Linked DNA regions of Homo sapiens: region 2 is linked to region 1. Evidence: read pairs that join two places in POLR2A ChIA-PET (ENCODE). Cell type or tissue: IMR-90. All regions are shown on one strand.

Evidence for each region. ChIA-PET counts read pairs that join two places held together with the same protein. Peaks named below come from ENCODE experiments on the same cell type or tissue, not always from the same donor. Only the 100,000 strongest peaks of a DNase experiment are listed, where the experiment ranks them.
Region 2: POLR2A ChIA-PET joins it to region 1 with 10 read pairs; 1 of 35 experiments calls an interaction of 5 or more read pairs at or near these places.

Annotation. Positions count from the first base shown.
Region 1 is chr2:216,595,229-216,597,728 of GRCh38, reverse strand. It overlaps LINC01280 (long intergenic non-protein coding RNA 1280), which reads left to right. Exons shown (of 4, transcript NR_110392.1): 3 at 2,486-2,500. Among named protein-coding and RNA genes, the nearest start is that of LINC01280, 10 kb to the left of the region's middle. In IMR-90, no CTCF peak of the experiment used is centred here; a DNase peak (open chromatin) is centred at 1,348; H3K4me3 peaks cover 194 bases; H3K27ac peaks cover 158 bases.
Region 2 is chr2:217,729,939-217,732,438 of GRCh38, reverse strand. All of the region lies in intron 2 of DIRC3 (disrupted in renal carcinoma 3), which reads left to right. Among named protein-coding and RNA genes, the nearest start is that of DIRC3, 59 kb to the left of the region's middle. In IMR-90, no CTCF peak of the experiment used is centred here; no DNase peak of the experiment used is centred here.

The sequences.
Region 1 (2,500 bases):
TAAGAGTTTGCCTATCATTAAAGAGAAGTAGAAAGAAAGAAACTAAGGTGTTAACAACGGAATCATTGGCAATTTCAACATTTTCTTCTTTGCTTATCTATATTTTCTCATTTTTCTACCATGGACATATATTATTTGCCTAATGAAAAGGAGGCATCAAATCTTATAAATCATTGGCACTGTGATGCTACAGATTACTTTCTGCCTTTTCATGGACTATTTCATTCCTGTTTTTCCACTGTGAATATTTAATTTAGCTCAAAAATTCCACAACTATTTATGGAATGCTTATTTTGTGCCAAGCACTGTCCTAGGCACGGCAGGAAATGGAAAAATTAATAAGACATGATCAGATCTCTTCTGTCCTGTTGGAGAGACAGATATCCACACAAAGAATTGTACTGCCAGATGGTGTGGATTACAGGCGCAGAGACGGAAGTAGAAGGTGCAAGGGGAGTTCAGTTAATTAATTAGTCAGCAAAACTGCTTTTTAAAGGAATCCCTGTTACTATTGCAAACACTTGTGCAGAATTAATCCCTCTGGCCTTACAAGCTTGCCAGATCTCTGGTGGCCTGAGCTATGTGGGTAGGTGGGACTTTTTTGGTAAAGAGCTAATGGTTACTGGGCATTCACTATGTGATGGGCATTGTGGTTTACATTCATTTAACCTTCACAACTGCCCGAGGCTAATTTAGTGCTTAATCGTAAGGAGGGGAGTACAGAATACTGGTTAGAAGACCAGTCTCTGCAGCCAAGCCACCTGGATTCCAATGCAGTTCTACTGCTCACTAGTTATATAACCTCCAACAAGTTTCTTAACCTCTCTGTGCCCCAATTTCTTTATCCATAAAATGGGGATAATAATAGTACACACCTTGTAGGATTTGTGGCCAGAACTGAACACATCATTACACACTCACAGTCCCTGACAAACAGAAAGCTCTCTAGGATGTTACTATCTTATATTTACATTCCACCAAATACATATTCATGCTACTTTGCATTTCCTTTTTCATGTACTGCTTCCATTATTTTTCCTAAAAAGCCAATTATGACAATGATTCAGCACACATTTTTGATCGCCCACTATGTACCTGATACTGTTTGCCTGCTGGGAAAGCAAAGATAAATAGCCATGACTCCACCCTGAGGGTGCTCGTAGGTTAGTGCAGGAGAGAAGCACAAACACAAATAACACGACAGAGCTGGTAATTAGGAACAGTGGTTGCCTAAGTTGCCCTAAAGTCCCAGAAAACGTTTCTCTCTCTCTGTCTGTCTCTCGTTGTTAAAATGTGTTTCCCATTATCCTGTTTATAGTATTTGCTCGCAAAGGAAACCGGAAACTAACATTCTCTGGAAGTCTGCCATGCGCCTGACATAGTGTGATCATCCATAAGAGCAGAAGTTTCCCCATGTGCCAGGCACCCTGCTGAGCACTGGCTACACATTATCTCCTTTATTCCTATAAATGAAGTACAGTTATTATTATCCTCATTTTACGTATAAGGAAACTGAGGTCTTTCTCTCAGAAGTCAAATAATTCCCCCTAGGTTATACCACCAAGAAATTACAAAGCCAAGGTTCAAACCCAAGCCCGTCTTCTCAACAAAATGCCATACCTCCTCCCAATGTAAAATTCTATATGCCATCTAATTTAATTCTCACAATAACTCTTTGAGATAGATGGTATTATGCCCACTTTTATGCCTGAGGAAACTGGGATTTGAAAAATTAAATTATTACCCCAAGGTCAAAGAGTTAGTAAGTGACAGGCCCAGCTGCCTCCAAAGCTGTAGTCTTTGCCTAGATAATGCAAAGACTCCTGTTGCCTCCTGCACAGGGTGAAGTTGAATTTTCACCCAGGCCTGGGAAAAAGCCCCCTGGATTGGGATAGAGGAGAGGAGAATTCCAGTCTTGACTCTGCCACTTATTAGCACATGGCCTTGGACAAATTTCTTTCCCTTTCGGGGTGTTGGGGTATATCTATCAAAAGATAATTTGGGGCTAGACACGGTGGCTTACACCTGTAATTCCAGCATTTTGAGAGGTCGAGGTGGGTGAATCACTTGAGGCCAGGAGTTCGAGACCAGCCTGGCCAACATGGTGAAACCTTATCTCTACTAAAAACATAAAAAAATTAGCTGGGCATGGAGGTGGGCGCCTTTAATCCCAGCTACTCAGGAGGTTGAGGCACGAGAATTGCTTGAACCTGGGAGGCAGAGGCTGCAGTGAGCCGAGATCGCATCACTGCATTCCAGCCTGGGCAACAGAATGAGACTCGGCCTCAAAAAATAAAAATAAAAATAAAGTCTTTAATAAGATAATTTGGGTGTCACCCTTCCCAAAAGTCTCCAAAGAGATGTCATAAACAATAGGCTGAGACCAGGCTCTGCTGGAGTAAACCTAGGGGGGAGCCTGGTGTGATGCCCATGGAGGGAAAAGGGAGGAGGCTCCAAAGATAACACCCTCACAACTGTGTTCCAGCCACCTCTGATGGGA
Region 2 (2,500 bases), 1.1 Mb before region 1:
GGTATCCACAGGAAGTTGAGTTCATTACTTAGATATTCAGTTGAGCCACAGAGAGAACCAGGTGTAGCTTCAGAATTTCCATAACCAATAATCTCCTACCAGCACGGCCGCAGGAAGTCTCCTGAATTTCAACCCAGGGGTTGATCAGAGCTGCTTGAGTGGCCAAGACAGAGGTACTAAGCTTGCTAAGCTATGCTGGGTGCATTTGGAGTTCTCCCTAGCCTCCAATCTAAATTCCTTCCCCTGTATTGTCAGGTCACCCATGGGAGACCTAGGATAGGATTATCCAGAAGATCATGCAGGATTTTGAAAAAAGGAAAGAGCATTATTTTTGAATTTGAACTGAGCATGGACTTAGAAAGCTCTGCTGATGTGGCCAAGGAGGGGCAGGAATGGGGGTCATGTGATGGATTTTCAGACTCTGGAGTGACCGGAATGACTCACTGGAGGCCATCCAGGCCATGGGGTTTGAGGTCCAGTAGTGGTCAGCAAAGAAGTTCCTGGGAACCTAATGGGGACAATTTGGGGTTTTGCAGATCATCTGAACCGAGGTTGTTTCACATATGTTGGAGAACATGCAGCTCTCTATATGTCTATATTTTAAAGTAAATAAAAGATTCCCTGAGCAAACCACATGGTATTGGATGGGCTCAGACTCCTGTTCCGAAGCCTCTGCTTTCTGGCTTTACAGGAGCCTGTGGTGACCACTCTGGGCTGGGAGTCCGTGTGCTGGGTCAGCTTCTGGCTCCTGCTGAGGATTCGCTATAGCACCAGTGGACAGGCAGCTTGTCATGCGTGGGCTTAGTTCTACCTTTCCGTGAAACAGGTGGAGCCGGGGATCATTGGGTGTTGTGAGAGTAGATGAAATTTTTGCTTAGTATTGTGGGTTGAATAGTGTCCCCTCAAATTCATATGTTGAAGTCATAACCCCCAGCACCCCAAAATGGGACTTGGAAATAGGGTCCTTACAGAGGTAATCAAGTTAAAGTGAGGTCATCAGGAGTGGGTCCTAGTCCAATATGACTAGTGTCCTTATAAAAAAGAGAAATCTGCACCCAGTGACACATGTAGAAGGAAGATGACATGAAGGTGGTCATCCACAAGCCAAGGAGAGAGGCCTGGAGCAGATTCTTCTCCCATGTCCCTCAGAAGGAACCAATCCTGCCAACCATTGATTATAGACTTCGAGTCTCCAGAACTGAGGGAACCAGGGGCTGCAGAAAGAAGCCAGAGTGGGAGAGAGGGATGAGGCAATAACTTCCAGTGAGAAGAGCGTGGGAGATGCCCTTGTATCAGGATCTTGGGACTTGAGAATCACCCCTTCCTCACTTTAATTTCTAAGACCAACTCCTTTTCTAGTTAGACGACAACTAACATCTACTCTCTTTTCCTAGCTATTGTGTTTTCAGCCCCTTTCTTCCTTGCCTACTTACATGATCATGGGTGTATTAGGCTGTTCTTGTATTACTATAAAGAAATACCTAAGAGTGGGTCATTTATAAGGAAAAGAGCTTTCATTGGCTCACTGTTCTCTAGGCTTTACAGGTGGTGTGGTGCTGACATTGCTTAGCTTCTGGGGAGGCCTCAGGAAGTTTACGATCATGGCAGAAGGGGAAGGGGGAGCAGGTACATCACCTGGTGAAAGCAGGAGCAAGAGAGGGAGGGGGAGGTGCCACACTCTTTTAAAAAACCAGCTTTCGAGAGGTCAGTCGCTATTGTGAGGACAGCACCAAGGGGATGGTGATAAACCATTAATAAGAAATCCATCCCCGTGATCCAATCACCTCCCACCAGGCCCCACCTCCAACACTGGGGATTATAATTCAACATGAGATTTGGGTGGTGACACAGATACAAATCATATTCATGGAAAAATCACCTTGAACCTTATTTCCAGTACCATCTTTCTCATTTCACTTGATAGCATGCTTATTAGAATGAAATTCACTGATGTTCATGCAAGTGCTTAGAAACTGTAAAAAGGCTGGGTGTGGTGGCTCACGCCTCTAATCCCAGCACTTTGGGAGGCCAAGGTGTGCAGATCACCCGAGGTCAGGAGTTCGAGACCAGCCTGGCCAACATGGTAAAACCCTGTCTCTACCAAAAATACAAAAATCAGCCACCAGGCGTGGTGGCGCGTCCCTGTAGTCCCACCTTGGGAGGCTGAGGCAGGAGAATCACTTGAATCCAGGAGGCGGAGGTTGCGGTGAGCTGAGATCACGCCAGTGCACTCTAGCCTGGGCGACAGAGTGAGACGTGAGAGTCCATCTCAAAAAAAAAAAAAAAAAAAAAGAAAAAACAGTAAAGGATTCAGTCTTACCTGTCCTTCAGTATCAAGGTTGAATATCATCTCTTGTCACACCACTCCATTGAGCAGGAATTAATCACATTACGTTTCCTTCTCTCAAGGATTACATCACAGTCTCCTTTAAATTGTAATTATTTGCTGTCAGACTGTGAGCCTCATAAAGACAGGATAAACGTTTCACTCAGGGTTGAA